Linked DNA regions of Homo sapiens: region 1 is linked to region 2. A link is a loop called in an ENCODE intact Hi-C map of the cell type or tissue named here. Cell type or tissue: heart left ventricle. All regions are shown on one strand. Each heading gives the region's core, and the rest is flanking DNA. Links, peaks and the distances in the headings are about the cores only.

Region 1 (8,669 bases), core at 3,626-6,125, 48 kb before region 2:
GGAGGGAAGCTTATAGCAATAAATGCCCACATGGGGGGAAAAATAAGATCTTAAATAATTCACCTAACTTTACACCTCAAGGTAAACAAAGAACAAACTAAGCCCATAGTTATTAAAAAGAAGGAAATAATAAAGATCAGAGCAAAAATAATCAGATAGAGTAGAAAAACAAGAGATCAAGAAAACTAAGTTTCTTTTTTGAAAAGATAAACAAAATTGACAAAGCTTTATCTAGACTAAAAGAAGAGTCAAAATCAAAACTGAAAGAGGAAATATTATAACCAATAACACAGAAATTCAAAGGATCATAATAGGCTACTATAAGCATTTATACACCAACACATCATATAACCTAGAAGAAATGAATAAATTCCTAGAAACATACAACCTATTAAGACTGAAATAGAATTTAGAAAAGAGCAATTAAAATTACATGCCCTGTTCTCATGGATAACTGGGAGCTGAACAGTGAGAACACATGGACACAGGGAGGGGAAAAACACACCCTGAGGCTTGTCAAGAGGTAAGGTCAGGGGAGGGAGAACATTAGGAAAAATAGCTAATGCGTGCTGGGCTTAATACCTTGGTGATGGGTTGACAGGTACAGCAAACCACCATGGCACACATTTACCTATGTAACAAACCTGCACATCCTGCATATGTACTCTGGAACTTAAAGTTTAAAAATTACATGCTCTGATTAATGAAATAACAAAAAATTATAGAAAATATATAAATAACCAAAAGTAGGATAAGTAAAAATTCCAAAAACTGGAAAACCTTTTACAAGTTTGATTAAACAAAAAAAGAACAGGGAAATTATATATGCAAGATTCAGAATGCTTAAAAATATTATAAGAAAATACTACCATAAATATTTTTTAAACTTTTAGTAAATGAATGATTTTCTAGAAATGTGTTTATTACCAAAACCACCCCCCAAAATGGAAAACTTGAATAAACCATTATGATGGAAAAATAAGATGATTAAATGTCTACTCTTGTACAAGGCTTTAGGACAACATAGGTTCATGTTTTCAAAATATATAAAACCAATATAATTTTAACTATTTCAGCCAGTAGAAAAAGATAGAAAACTCTTTGATTCATTTTAGGAGTCCAACGTCACATTTAACACCAAAACCCAACAAAGATTTTAAAAATTAAACATAGAACAAGATTTATCTAGAAAAACAAACCTCTTTGTTTTTGCACTCATATTCCATTAGTGTGTGTAATGTTTCATTAAATTATATGAATATAATAAACATTCAATCAGTCTAAAAAGGATTAGGAACAAACATAACTGACTCCTGATGAGTGTATTACACAATTATTGCCAAAATAGCACTGCACAACAAATCACCCCAAAACTCAAAGTTTCTACAACCACAAACATTTATTCTCATGTTCTTGGGTCTGCAGGTCCACTGCAGTTTGGCTTGTCTAGGCTGGGCCCAGAGAGTGGCTTTGCTTTAAGCTGTAGGTCAGCTGGGCTGGATTTCCTGCTGTGAGTTTCATTCATATCTTTACTACTTGTCTTCTTCTTGGACCAGTGGCTTCTTAGGGCTTTTTCTTTCCACGGGAGTAACAAAGTGCAAAAGCCAAGCTAAGTCACACAAGCAGATTTAAGGCCTCTCTTCACCTCAAGTCTGCTAGCCTTCCTTTGGCCAAAGCAAGTCACATGGCCAAGCCAAACTCAATGATGCAGGAAGGTGTATTCCAACCACAGGGGGAGCAAGTATATTGAATGATGGTCCCAACCACCACAATAAGTCTACAATTCAACTAATCAAAGCTGTAAACATCAAACTCTACTGTTGAAAGCCCTAGTATGTAAGTTAAAGAAAAAAAAAAAACTAGCTTATTAGCCCCAAATGTTTATCATGCTGAGGACACACAGAATGAACAAAGATTGTGAAGACTGTGAATTGCTTAAGTGAATGGCGCTATAAGGGCTGCTGAAACACTGCATATTGGGTTGGAGTGTTTCTTCCTCATATATCACTAATTTTCAAAATGGTTATAGATTCTTATATCTTAAAATGGAATATGGGTATTCATTAAGTATAATTGTGTAAGCAATGGCCACTTCATACTGTAAATGACCACGTCTGCCTCCCTTTAAACTGTAAGCTCCTTGAAGATAGAGACCATATCCTTTCAACTCTATGTCCTCAGCACCTAGCATTGTGCCTGGTACATAACAGGCACTTCATCAGTTCTTGAGTGAGTGAACAATGAGCCTCCTCGGCCTATCCCAGGGCTGTGATTGGCATTAAGGCTCCTGACTCCACTTGGATGGCCCTGCGTTTGGAAACTGCCTCCCCAATCCAGATTTGAGTTATTGGGAGTTTCCAGTTCTATACAGAATGGCTCTCTCTCCAGGGCCTTAAATCCTGACTCTTAAGACATCTCCTCTTAGACTTAAATCTGTTAAAGCCCCAGACCCGTTCTTTCTTTTAGCAAGACAGAGTGAGGCTCACTGACTTTTCTTCTGGCCTCATTTCCTCTTCTGATGAATCTGCCTTTCCCTTATCTCTGTCAATTCAATTCAACAGTCACTGAGCACCTAATACATGCCTGACTCTTCCCTGGGAAACATGAAGATGGCACAACCAACATCTGTTTCCAAAGAAGTTACATCCTTTTATGAGAAATCATTCCTTCAACTTCTAAATAAAATGTCTCCGTTTACATTTGCAACCGTGATTTTCCAGCTATACTTGTTTATTAGGCGGCAAAGATTTCCCAAAACTAACTTCTTAGTGGTTGTGTAACTAACATTCCTTTCTTCTAAAACAGTCCTAATAGAAATATAATACATACCACAAATGTGATTTTTAAATTTCAGTAGCCAAGATAAAAAAAGAAGTAAAAAGAAACAGGAGAAATTAAACTTAATAATATAGTTTACTCAACCCAGTGTATCTGAAATGTTATCTTTTAGTATATAATCAATATGAAATAATTTTTTCCAGCCTCTATATTCAAGATCATCGATATGAAATTTTTTCATATACATTTTTTTCATACTAAGCCTTTGAAGTCTGATGTGTATTTTATGTTTCTAGCATATCTCAATTTGGACTACCTACATTTCAAGTGCTCAGAAACCACATGTGGCTACCATATTAGGCAGCACAGTTATAAAAAATCGGTGTATTCCTACAGAGTTGTGTTGAACAGTTGCTCCCAGTCAAACTTACTGCCATGGTTATTGTTTCAAATGTACGTGTCTTCATGTTAACTCTGCCACAGAGGTTTGGGTAAAGTTTTCCCATTTATTAATAATAATTTCCTGAGAGCCTTATATGGTAGATGTTTTAAATAAGTTATTTCATCTAAACCTAACTTAAAAGTAGATATAATTATTCTCATTTACAGATGGTAAAATGGAGACATACAGAGGCAAAAACTTGCCTCATGTCAGGCAGCTAGAAAATATCTAGCTTAAAAGCTTGTATTCTTTCCTCCACAGCAGGGTTCAGCAATTGTTTTCTGTAAAGGGCCAGCTAGCCCCTAGTCTAGCCTTTATGGGCCACTCATTCATTGTGACAACCTCTCAACTCTGCTGTTGTGGTGAGAAAGCAGCCATAGGCAATATGTGAATAGATGGGTGTAGTTGTGTTCCAATAAAACTTTATCTACAAAAGCTGGCAGCAGGCTGGATTCAGGCCTTGGGCTATTGTTTGTCAACCCTGATCTACAGCATATCTTTATTTAACTCTAGCATTTCTCAAGACACTTTGAAAGTGATTATTCTGGACAACCCAACAGTCATCATTGTATGCATAAATCTCAGAATGAGATGACAAAGGCTTAAATTTTGAGACAGCTCAGATAAATAAAAAAACTCACTGAAGTCCATTCTTTTAAATAGTATCTTACCTAATCCTTGAGGGATGTGGTGTCTTCCTATCCTCAGACCTCACCAGCAGGTGTTAGATTCTCATACCTTCACCCTGTGGTCTAAACTGAGTGTTCAGTTTGTACCTATTCTATCATACATGTTCAGCGCATCCTCAATCTGAGTGTTCTGGCCTCTCAGTTATCCAAAGGTACAACTACCCAGAAGAAGTGAAGGTCCTCCTCTGAGAGTCAAACTGTAAATCAAGATACAGGAACTGGAGCAACGATCTATGAATTCATCTTAAAGACCCAAAATGACTCACAGGCCCTAACATTAAAATATGCCCGACTTGTTGGCAGGATGGATGGATGATTGAAAGATGATAAATCAATTATGACAGATTGTTGGTAGATAGATGGTTGATAGATGATTGATAATCAATAGATGATAGATCAATTGATGATAGATATATCGTTGGTAGATAGTGCATAGATGATAGACACAAAGATTAGATTAGATTAGATAGATGAAAGAGAGAGAATACTTAACACTAAACACGAGTGCTCAGCAACAGAGAGAAGAGAGTCACGGGGCAGTATTGGAGCTTTCCATCTCAGTGTCATCTAAGGAGCAGGCTGCCCTTTCAACTATCACAAAAATCTCTGCTTTGAGGCTAGACACAGCAGACCTAAGCAGTAAACTTCCAGTCATACAACCAGCTTCACTTTATTCTCATTCCCAGTCATCTTCTGATTATGCTTTGGTTTCCCATGAAGTTTTTTTGAACAAAAGAATGTCCTAATCAAGCCTTGGCAGCTGCCTTATCTCCCCAACATGTTTCTTATTATAAACCAATAAACGAGTATCTGTTCGACGCTTTGGTCTCCGACAGCCTTGTTCATATGGCCTGTGATCCTAGGTCAAGCTATCTCCGGTACAAACTCTCACTTCTTAGTCTGCAAAGATGAAGGAGAGATCCAATGGGGACTTGAAGAAATTTACCAACGTCAATGAAGAACACTTCAGTGGCCTAGCTGTTTATTTCTAGCAGGAGAGTTTTTTGGTTTCTGTACACTTTCCTTGATCCGAGAACAACTTTAGAAGCAAGAGAAAAACAAAACAAAAACCCTGTTTCTTTTCCAAGTCCCCATTTTTCTCTGCCTCTGTTCTTGGAAGACTCTAGCAAAACACTTTTCTAGAGTAGTCCTAAAAATGGGTCCACCTGCCCCCTGGTGGCAGACATAAATGGATCCCCATAGACTTACAAACCCTCCTTCCTGAACTTTCCCTGCCAGGGGAATTGTTTTCTACCCTCCTCAGCACTGGGGGGCTCATTTACTTGAATAAGATGAGCACTGGTTCCCCCAAAGATGGCCTTGGGCTTCCTGACCTGACTTAGAGGGCCTGGCTTATCTGAGATCTGCACTGAGAGCAACCATGGGCCTTACGAAGAACCAGGAAAGTGAGAGGCTGGAATGCCTTGCGAAAAGAATGAAAGGATTTGGAGTCCACTGAGAAAAGCTTCTGGAAGACACTTCTCAAATTTACCAGAAAAAAAAACATGGTCTCAGGGCAAGAATTTGGAGAAGAATGATAATCAGCATAGACCGCGTTACAATGGTGTAATGACTCAATGGGACCTTTACCAGTCCTACAATATGCGTTATCTTTATACTTCCTTATCTGTGCTGATTACCTCCCATTCATCCCTGTGGGTCCAGCTTCTGTGCCTTTCCCTGTCCCATGAGGCTGACCAGTATGGATTACATCAGTGGGCTCTCTTGCCCTCTTGCTTCTTGTTGGGTACAGCCAATGAAAGTGACCAGCAGAAATCAGAGGGTAGGAGGAGAATGAATCCGGGCAGTTGTCATTTGGGCTGTCCCCCTGTGGAAGGCAGCCCTGTATATACAGCCACCCTCTCTGTGTTCCTACAATGGCTTCCTCACCTCACCCATTCAGGCCTGGGATGGTAATGCTCCACGTTGCCACCATCCCCACTTTGGTTCCCTTAAACTCTTCCCATACCTCTATAGGTAGTCACTTTATTGATCTCTCCTCAAATTATCCAGATCACATGTGCCATCTCTTTCCCACCAGGACCCTGACCATATGCCTCTCTGCCGGAATGTCCCTCTCTGGTCACCCGTCCCTCATTAACTCTGATACTTAAAGGAGGAGCATAAATATTACCTCCTCTGTATGCAAGTATGGTAAGGAAGAGTGTTTACTGCTTCCTACAGATGGGGGACTATGCCCAGTCTCTGCCCTGAGACCAGGGACAAGTTCTATTCTCTGAAAATGGGGGTAAGGGCACTCACCGGCAGGCTGTCTAGAGGAACATGCGTTCTGTAAATATTGTTCCCATCCCCATGACATTGGCAACGATCACGCATTTCTTTGCTCCCACAGCATTTTTAACAGCTTAATTGAGGTGTCATTCATATACCATGCAGTTCACTCATTTAAAGTGCATAACTTAATGGCTTTTAGAATATTCAGAGTTGAGCATCTATCACCACAATCAATTTAAGAACATTTCATTACTCCAAAAAGAAATCCTACTTCCCTTAGCTGTCACCCTCCCATTCTTTCTCCCTCACTTTACTGTCAGCCCTAAGCAGCCACCAATCTACTTTTTGTTTCTATAGATTTATCTATTACGGACATCTCATATAAATGGAATCATGCAGCATATAATCTTTGAAACTGGCTTCTTTCACTTAACCATGTGTTCAAGGTTCATTCATGTCATACCATGTATTAGTACTTTGCTCCTCTTTATTGCCAAGTATCTTCCATTGCATGGATATACCACATTTTGTTCTACTCATCAGCTGATGGACAATTGGGTTGTTTCAACTTTTTGGCTATCATGAAATTGCTGCTCTGAACATTCGTGTATCCCACAGCACTTTGTAGAGACCTAAAGGAGAGCTCCTCCTACACTGTGTTATATCACTTGCTGACATGTCCGCTCTTTGTCCTGTTCCCCACTCACTCAACAGACAGTAAGGTTGCTTTGGGCAGTGTGCATGCAGGGACCCCTTCTGGTATGCACAAGACCTAGTACAGTGCCTGCCACATAACAGACATTCCATATTGTCTATGAAATAGTGAATCCAGTCATTCCACCATCTTTGACAGCATCAAAAATATCCATGGCCAGGCCAAGTGTGGTGGCTCACGCCTATAATCCAGCACTTTAGGAGACCAAGACGGGTGGATTACTTGAGGCCAGGAGTTCTAGACCAGCCTGTCCAACATGGTGAAATGGCATCTTTACTAAAAACACACCAATTAGCCAGGTGTGGTGGTGCACACCTATAATCCCAGCTACTTGGGAGGCTGAGGCAGGAGAATCACTTGAACCCAAGAGGTGGAAGGTGCAGTGTGCCAAGATCACGCCACTACACTCCAGCCTGGGTGACAGAGTGAAATCTTGTCTGAAAAAAATGAAATAAATTAAAATCCATGGCCATATCTGTATTTGACATTTGAAGAGGCAATGGGAAAAAATTCTCTAGCTTGACATTTCCTTCAGCCGTCTATAAGTCACAACCTCAGTAATCTCACAATCATATTTTAAAAGCCATTGGCCTCACAGTTTCTCATTACCCAAAATGCAACTCTACTTACAAAGGCCTTTAATCTTTCCTAGTGTGTTTGGAAGTTTGGGATATTTTGTTAAACATTTGCTATGCAACATTAGCAGCAAGACACTATAGACAAAGCCACTATGAACTTCAGATATAGAAGGGGGTATCTGTCAGCCTCTGTATCCCTTAGAATTAGAAACAATACTAATTACTCTCCAACACTCGATCTTGATATATCATTGTATATTCAAGAAGTGGAAAATAAAAATTAATGTAGAGTCTAATGGGCCACATGGATCAAGACCAAAAAAAAGTACAAAAAGACCAAAAAGTATATCCTCCTAAGATGGGAAGATATTGTGTCTGATTAAATATTACATATGGAAAATGGACTTTGTATGAGGTTCTGTATATGATGATGCACATATGGGATTATTTAGAATGTAAAATTGCTGTGATTGAAACAGAATTCCTGAATCCAAATTAGACAAATGTCAGTTAAAAAAAAAAAAAAAAAAAAAAAAGATGTCTCGGAAAAAGATTTAAGCCTGTGGATCAGATAAAGAATGTAATTGTAAATGAAAAAGAGAGATGGATAGAAACTGGGGTGGCATTTGGGAAGAGTTGTCGCAGCTGGCAAATAATAAACTCATTTTTGGAAGGATAAGGAAGATATATTGAATCTGTACACTTGAGAGCACCTCAATGTGCTATCATCCTGCCATCTTTTTCTGTCTTTATGCTTATGAATCTGCAAGTATGAACCATCCATGTTGACTCGCCTCTCTTGCTTAGAATCTTAGAAGATTTTCTTGTAAAATAATTTTACAATAAAGGATCACTTAGCCAGAATGTCTATGATCTGATCTCTTTCAGAATAATATATTTCCAGTTTTATACACGTTAACCTCAAACAAGCAGAATGGTTAAAAAAAAAAAAAGCATCATAGAACATTATGGGGGACCTACAAAATACAAAAAAAAAATTAGCGTTTTGTTTTGATTTTTCTTGAGACGGTCTCACTCTGTTGCCCAGGCTGGAGTGCAGTGGTGCAATCTCGGCTCACTGCAACCTCTGCCTCCTGGGTTCAAGCAATTTTCCTGCCTCAGCCTCCCGAGTAGCTGGGACTACAGGCATGCACCACCACACCTGGCTAATTTTTGTATTTTTAGTAGAGACAGGGTTTCTCCATGTTGGCCAGGCTGGTCTCGAACTCCTG
Region 2 (8,669 bases), core at 2,965-5,464:
TGGGATTACAGGCACACCATGCCCGGCTAATTTTTGTATTTTTAGTAGAGACAGGGTTTCACCATGTTGGTCAGGATGGTCTTGAACTCCTGACCTCAGGTGATCCGCCCGCCTCGGCCTCCCAAAGTGCTAGGATTACAGGCATCAGCCACCATGCCCGGCCTGGTTCCACTCTTTAGGTGGCAAAAAACAAAGATGCAAGAGCAAGTCACACAGCCAATTAGTTTTCTTTTCCAGATCTGCCTTCAAATAAGGGTTTCATAACTTCCTTGAAAAAGATCTCTCCGCACCTTGCTATCCTGCAGAGCCCATGCATATTCGCCACCTAAAGGGAAGGACCCAAGGGCATGAGAGAGGGAAGGACCCAAGAGCATGAGAGCCTCCACATCCCTGAGAGAATCACAGCCACCCAGAGTCATGTTGCGGCCTGCCACACCCCTTGTCCCCAGCTGTGGCAAGGCAAGAATCCTGTTTCCAAAGCAACTGTGCCTTCGGGCTTACTAACACTGCAGGCAGAGTCCCACGTGTACACACACATGCAAACATGTACAGGCACACACCAGCACAGGCACCATACATGCAGACACACCTAAGACACGTGCACAGACACAGACAAGATCTCCTGTCTTGTGGAAACATACAGTCTCCTAGAAATGAGAATAATGTCTTATTTCTTATTCTGGCTGGAAGAAGTTAGCTTTCCAAGGATATATTTAGTTGGTTTCATATCTGTCATTTAATATTTCTTACAGGAGCTTGGGGGAAAATGAAAATCCAGTGCTCTGGTGTGTTGCTGTGTGCCTGTGTCTCCAGGGCTCTCTATCTGTTTGTAGATGTCTGCTGATCGCGTTAGTCCAACTTATTTCCCACATGAGCGGCAAAGGGCCGAGAGGGCTGGAATTATTTCTGGCCTGAAACGCGCGGCCCCTTTCTCCCAAGGCTCCAGTGAGTGACCTCAAATGGGCAGTCCATCACCCACGCTAGTCTTCCTCTCTCTTCTCTTTCCCATTCTTCTTTCTTCCCTAACGTTCTGCTCTTGCTGGAACCCCCTTCCAGGAAGGCCAGAAACCAGAAACCACTCCTGGTGTTAGATTCTGCCATCCGAGCGTGAGCTTGGGGTGGGCATGCAGGATGTAGGCCGAAGAGAACCATGGTGGTCCCCCAAAGTTCCCACTCGAAATGGGGCAGGCCCAGAGGCAAAAGTAGGTTCTGGAGAGCTGGGCCTGCCAGCAGGGAAACTGAGGGACAGGGGAGGTGCCACCACTCCAGGACACAGCAGAGCAGGCCAGGGTTCACCCTGAGGGTGCCTGTGCAGAATCAGAACAGGGCACCCCCTTTGGATTTGACAAAGGGAGTTGTGCTGGATGTGAGCCCCACCCACCCACTCATATCTGAGGGTTATGAACCCCATGTGCAAGAGCACAGAGGCTGTAAGGACAGGCTGGCAGCCTCGCCTACCGACCAGCGCAGCTGTGAAGCGCCAGGGCACACACAACTCTCTCTCCATGTTCTTTGCTCGTACTTTCATTCCCCAGACCAAACATTCTCTCAACCCCATGAATCAAACCAGAGGCCTTACAGCGACCTCAGTTCCCTGAGTGTGAGAAACCAAGGAACAAACGGGACCGTGGCAAGGCAGCGTGGTCAGGAGCCCAGACTCCAAATCAAGGTGCCCTGAGTTCTTGCCCCTGCCTGGCCATTCTGGGGACAGTGAGCAAATTACTCAACCTCCCGTGCCTTGCCTTCCCCATCTGTACTCAAGAGAGCATAGTTCCTACCTCACAGTACAATTATGTGGACAAATGCGGTCAAACAGCAAGCACTTAGCGCCTGCCACAGCTTAGGCCCTCAATGTTACTGTTATTCACCTGAAATGACCACAAATTGAACTAAATTTTTCAAAGTTATTGGTGCTTTGTTTTCCTGTATATAAAAGAAACGGTGTTCTTTTCCCTGTCTGCCCACCCTCGCTCACTCAGCACATGTATTTTTCTTTTCTTTTCTTTTCTTTTTTTTTTTGAGACAGGGTCTCCCTCTATTGCCCTGCTGTGGTGCAGCTCTGGTCACTGAAGCCTCAACCTCCCAGGGCTCAAGCAATCCTCCGACCTCAGCCTCCTGAGTAGCTGGGACCACAGGTGCACACCATCACACCCAGCTACCTTTTTTTTTTTTTTTTTTTGAGACGGAGTCTCACTCTGTTGCCCAGGCTGGAGTGCAGTGGCGCGATCTTGGCTCACTGCAAGCTCCACCTCCTGGGTTCACGCCATTCTCCTGCCTCAGCCTCACGAGTAGCTGGGACTACAGGCACCCACCACCACGCCCAGCTAATTTTTTTGTATTTTTAGTAGAGACGGGGTTTCAACGTGTTAGCCAGGATGGTCTCGATCTCCTGACCTCATGATCCACCCGCCTCGGCCTCCCAAAGTGCTGGGTTCACAGGCGTGAGCCACCGCACCCGGCCACACCCAGCTAACTTTTTAATTTTATTTTTTGTAGAGATGAGGGTCTCGGCATGTTGTCAGGCTGGTCTCAAACTCCTGGGCTCAGGCAATCCTCCCTCCCTGGCCTCCCAAAGTGCTGGGATTACGGGTGTCAGCCACCACATCTGGCCTAGCACATATTTTTAAGGCTTTCCTCCCACAGGAAGGCCATGGTTGGTGTCCATGAAGGGGGGCGCATAGGTGAGGTGGACCTTGCGAGGGGTTTCAGTTGGAGCTTCCCCATGGTGATATACTCATCCATTAGGACATCGAACAAAGTCTTGACTCTGCAAAGTACAGACTCTTAGAAGTAAAGGAGTGAGAAGCAATTCACTGCCACCTCATTTTTTTTTTTTACTTTAAGTTCTGGGATACATGTGCTGAACGTACAGGTTTGTCACATAGGTATACATGTGCCACGGTGGTCTGCTGCACCTATCAACCTGTCATCTAGGTTTTAAGCCCCACGCGCATTAAGTATTTGTCCTAATGCTCTCCCTCCCCTTTGCCCCCACCCTCCAACAGGCCCCTGTGTGTGATGTTCCCCTGCCTGTGTCCATGACACTGCCACCTCATTTTTAAAGGCTGCCAATGAAGAGATTTTGTACCAAGAAATGGAAAAACCAGCAAGTCAATGCCTTCCCCATTTTCCTCATGTCTGGTGCAATTGCGGCATTTGCCCATATGACAGGCACTTGGTGCACCTTAAGGCCATGTTTAATGCCAACATCAACCAATTCCCCGCTGCCTGATGTTGACATTTTGTATGCCTGATGTGTATGGCCTTTCTTCCTGAAACTTTCCTGAATTTCCAAGGCTGGGCCGGGTGTTCCTCTTCTGTGCTCCTATCTTTTCCTCCTACCTCAGTGGGTTACACTGTTTACTTATTCCTACCCTGCACTAGACTCCAAGGATACTCCAGGCTGGCAGGGCCGTTGTCTCTTTTTCAGCACTGTGCCCTTAGCACACAGTAGATTTCAATATTCTTAGAATGAATGAATGACAGTGAGAAAGAGGATGAGTCAGAGGTTTTGGAGAATTTTAGATGGCTGCACGCACTGAGTGGTGTGTCTAAGGGGGGAATCTTGGCCCTGCTCCCAGCCAGTTCTGGGCAACAAGACAAGTGGTCACTTCCACTCACAGACAAGCAAAAGTGGGCTCTGGAATTTCTGAAATGGGGTGCCCATGTTAATGGATCAAACTAATCAATGTGCAAAAGAAAAATGAACTTACAGACATTTCCAGAGTCTGTATCTACAAAGCTAAGGATGCAATGTAGTAATACAAATCCCAGCTGTTAGTGTATGGTTTGGACCAAGAAACTCTGCACACACAACTTGGCCAGAGCAGGGAGAGAAGCAGAGCAGGGAGACCAGACTGGACCCACTGCAGGCGGGCGGGAGGCCCATGTGGATTTAAGCCCGGTGCCAACATTCGTGGCTATGACTGGCTGCCGTCCAGCTCTGGGCCTCCATCTGATAGGATGGAGTTCTCAGCGGTGATGTGGCTGGAGGCTGGCTGCAGGCACGGCTGCCTCAAAGGCTCCTGGGAAGCACTAGTCTCCCAGCGGCAGTGGGAGGGGTTGGAGAGGCCAGTAAATAGGAGGAAGTTTAGACAGCATCATTCCCTTGGGCACTGGCCGCTTCTAGGTAACAAGTAAAAACTCCTAGCAGAACAGAAACTTGGCTGGGAGAGAACAAAATGTTTTTGAAGCTGCTGAGTGGACCTTTTATCTTTGAGTGCAGCCATTGCCTTCCTGTAGTCTCCGAGTGGCCACGGGCAATTTCTGTGCTGTCTTCGGAGCAACATTGTCGAGGCCGGCCACTGGACGGAACTGGAAGGAGTGTCATTCCGGGACTTCTGACAGGACAGCCTGTTTGGGACAATGTGTCAATCAACAACTGCTTGCTGAGAGCCTCGTTGCCATGTAGGCAACTGTCTAGAAAGAGGCTTCATAACAGAGTCCAGGTTCCTCCTCAGATTAGGGACTCATTTCCTCTCCCCTCTACAAGCCCAGTGTTGTCTACCTTGAAAAGACTCACAAATGGAACCGCCCTGACCCACATCTGCACCCCAGACCTAGTTGCAAAGGTCTGCAGGGATGTCTCGGACTGGACCTGGTCACATTTCTCCCATCTTGCTCCTCTGAGGAAAGAGTGCCTTTGCCCCTGTTTTAGTCAAGTTTCTTACCTACAAGTGAAAAAAAAAAAAAAAAAACCCTAATGTGAACCACCTAGGGGGGGTAAGAGGACTTTACTGTCTCATGGTGGCGGAACATAAGAAAAAGCAACCTTTTAGGGGGTATACTGTGTTGAACAGTATCCCCTGTGAGATTCTTGTCTGCCTGGAATTGGTGAATGTGACCTTATTTGGAAATAAGATCTTTGCAAATGTAACTACATTAAGATGAGGTCATACTGGATTCTGGTGGGCCCTAATCCAATGACTGGTATCCTTGGAAGGAAAGGGGTATTGGGACAAAGACACACAGGGAAGAAGGACATGTGATGGCAGAGGGAGGGATTGGAGTGACGCCTCTACAAGTCGAGGAGTGACAAGGACTGCCAGCCACCACCAGACACTGGGAGAGGCATGGAACAGGTTCCTTCCCAGAGACTTTGGAGAGAACACAGACCTGCTGATACCTTGATTTCCGACTTCTGGCCACCAGAACTGTGAAAGAACACATGCCTGCCATCTCAAGCCACCCAGTTTGGGGTTATTTGTTATGGCAGCCCCAGGACACTGATATAGTGGATGCCGTGATGGTCCCCATTTTAAAGATGAGAAAACTAAGGCACTGAAGTGATTAGTTATTTGCCCAAGGTCAGGCAACTAATAAGTGGTAGAGCTAGGATTGTTTAAAACAGCTTTATTGAGATATAATCCACATACCATACAATTCACTCATTTGAAATGCACAATTCGGCAGGGCATGGTGGCTCACGCCTGTAATCCCAGCACTTTGGGAGGCACAGGTGGGAGGATCATTTGAGGTTGGGAGTTCAAGACCAGTCTGGCCAACATGGTGAAACCACATCTCTACTAAAAATACAAAAATTAGCCATGTGTGGTGGTGGGCACCTGTAATCCCAGCTGCTCGGAAGGCTGAGGCAGGACAATCACTTGAACCTGGGAGGCGGAGGTTGCAGTAATCCCTGATTGCACCACTGCACTCCAGCCCGGGCAACAGAGCAAGATTCCATCTCAAAAAATAATAATAATAATTTTAAAAAGAACGTCCCCTAAAATACCAAGTTAACAGATGCATACGTACATTGAGAATGTAACTTGGAATGCAAGCCTAATAGATGTTTACTTTAATGTCTACAGAATGTCAACTGCATTTGAGTCATTTGCAACTCAGTGTTTTTGTACGAATTACATGTCACGTGGGATGTGGGTACTTTTAATTATGATCAATGTAAGAAGGGGCTTCACAAAGTAAGAGTGCCTAGGGCCTATGACCGGCCCTGACAGCTCAGGGCCTTTGTGCCAAGACAGAATTCTAACCAGAATCCTTTGTACAGGTTTTGCGTGCGGTGGAGTCCAAAGTCTTTACCGAACTGTGCCTTTGAGGGCTGCCTCCAGACTCCAGTGATAGCATTCACAGAGTCCAGTAGGCAGAAAGCCCAATTCCCCTTCACCTTGGAGGCCTTTCACGTCTATTGCCTGAGAAAATGTATCCTATTGGAGCACCCCAGGATGGAGCTGACTTACTGACCAGCAGCCAGCAGCCTGCAAGGGCAGAGGAGAGCAGGCAGTAGCTGGGGGCAAACACCTCTGTTGGAGGCAGCCGGTGGCACTTGGAAGTCACAGCTCCCACCCAGCCTCCTGGAGGGAGACAGTTGGGAAAGCTGCGATACTGCATTAGCCTGTCAGTCACGGGGAAGCAATTCTTCAGGTCATCAGTCAAAAGCCTCCTTGGAAATGAGAAACGAGCCTGAACACCAGGCCATTTAAAAAGATATTTATTGTGAAATGTGGAGGCAGCAGCGCCTTCCCTGAGACGCGACAGGCACTCAGCATGAATTACACCAGGTAAGTCTAGAGAAGCAGGTGGCAGGTACCTGGATATAAGTGAGGTACAACCTTGAAACATCGCTGCAAACAATGACCCCAGGAGGAAAGCAGGGGTTGCAAGCAGGGGGGTGCCCAGGGCTGTGGGAGGGGGCAAACAGGACTCCACAGCCCGGCACAGATGACAGTCCTCGGGCCCTACAGAGAGCGTCTTCAGCCTACAGAGAGGGTCTTAGGCGTGAAGAAGAATGAGCCTAAATCCATTACCATGCAAACTGAAAATAACAGCAGAAATGACTTGTTGCCTGGAATTTGCTTCAAAATTCTACACAAAAAAAAAAATTGCTGAGGGCTACATTGACAAAACGGGATTGGTAAGATATTGATAACTGCTGAAGCTGGGTGATGAATATTTAGGGATTCATGACATTATTCTTCTACTTTTGTGTATATTTGAAATTTTCAATACTGAAAATTTTCTTTGAAGAAAATAGGTCTTTTTCCCATGCTCATGGGTCTTATCTCTCTGTAAATATATATTTTGGAGATGAGCCAGCCACATTTTCTAGGCCTGATAACCTGCAAACTGCAAAATTATATTTTGAATTATACATACACACACACACACACACACACACACACACACACACACACAAACAAACACACACACACATATATGCATGTATAAGGTAAGTGTGGACATACAACTCCAGGTGTCAGACCCACTGCTGGTCTGACTCTAGGCCTGGAATCTTACCCACTCCACTAACGCACACTCACTGATGCCACAAAAATCTCCAATGTACAATTACAAGGCCAACAGAAATGGCTCCCATCTGTCAATAAGTCAAGGTCAAAGGAATCCCAGCCTGGCCTGGCTGGCTCTAGCCTCCCTTCCCATGTCTCACACCAACACCATCACTCCCTTCTTAAGTCCCTCTGGCAAGTCTAGACGCACCTGAGGCCTCCCAAAGACAGCCATGCCATGGCAGCTTCTGCGTGAAGAGCCTGTTCGGTGACGGCCCACTCTCATATAGCTGCTGCACTTGGCTACGCAGTAGGATCCATGAACTGAGTTTGGGGACCAAAAACGTGAAAGCGGGACAGAGTTTCCAAGTAGCCAATCCACTGTTATCTATTAACTGAAATTGACTATGTTTAATTTTTCTGTTTATAAAGATCATTGGGTTCCACTAGAAGCAAATCTTAAGAATTTGAGTGCCAATAGTTTTTTGTTTTTTTTGTTGTTGTTGTTTGTTTGTTTTTTGTTTTTTGTTTTTGAGATGGAGTCTCGCTCTGTTGCCTACGCTGGAGTGCAGTGGCGCGATCTGAGCTCACTGCAACCTCCACCTCCTGGGTTCAAGCAATTCTCCTGCCTCAGCCTCTTGAGTAGCTGGGACTATAGGCGCCTGCCACCACACCTGGCTTATTTTCGTATTTTCAGTAGAGACGGGGTTTCACCATATTGGCCAGGCTGGTCTTGAACTCCTGACCTTGTGATCCGCCTGCCTCGGCCTCCCAAAGTGCTGGGATTACAGGCGTGAGCCACTGCGCCCAGCCGAGTGCTAGTAGTTTTAAGGAAGCATCAGAAGGACAGTGGAAAAATTAATCAGGGAATGGAAGGTGGCCAATAAAGGGTTCTGTTACTGAGTAGGCCACTGCCATGTACAACTGGGGCTGAGTTCTACCGGGAAAGTCTTTGAGACAACATAGAACATATGTCGGAGTCTTTCCCCTAAGAGGCAAGGATGCAGCGGTAGTATCCTCCAACTGCCACTTGCCATTGGCTGAATGATGCTCCTGGCATTAGGAACTCTTCAGCATTTCTAGCTTGTCCCCTGTGCATGGGGCAGAGCAGGCCCTTTGGTGGAGAGGCACAGATACTGCAGAGATGCAATCTCTGCCTCCACATTTCAATCTTTGCAGAGTCCTCTGCAGATGCAATATCTGCAGAGGACTCTGTTGGCACGTAATAGAATAGAGACCAGAGGATCTGGGAAGGGCATCAATGCATTTGCTTCCCTGTAGAACTTTGAACCCACCTTCACCTAACCATGCTCCAGGAGAACCAGCATTCTCTATCCCTTGTGTAAATCATTCTGTTGATGCCCACTGGACCCTTCAATCTAATACAGTACTTCCTGAAATGCATGCACACGTCTACCTCCA

What was found. A loop is a pair of places that touch in the nucleus more often than their neighbours do. Peaks named below come from ENCODE experiments on the same cell type or tissue, not always from the same donor. Only the 100,000 strongest peaks of a DNase experiment are listed, where the experiment ranks them.
Region 1: a loop joins it to region 2, with 7 times the contacts of the local background. A loop is called at or near these places in 1 of 110 quality-filtered maps.

What each region holds. Positions count from the first base shown.
Region 1 is chr16:80,847,359-80,856,027 of GRCh38, forward strand. All of the region lies in intron 1 of ARLNC1 (androgen receptor regulated long noncoding RNA 1), which reads right to left. Among named protein-coding and RNA genes, the nearest start is that of ARLNC1, 41 kb to the right of the region's middle. In heart left ventricle, for the core only: a CTCF peak has its summit at 5,094 (motif pointing left); no DNase peak of the experiment used is centred there.
Region 2 is chr16:80,896,467-80,905,135 of GRCh38, forward strand. No RefSeq gene overlaps it. Among named protein-coding and RNA genes, the nearest start is that of ARLNC1, 8.2 kb to the left of the region's middle. In heart left ventricle, for the core only: no CTCF peak of the experiment used is centred there; DNase peaks (open chromatin) are centred at 3,535 and 3,975; H3K4me3 peaks cover 768 bases; H3K27ac peaks cover 1,015 bases.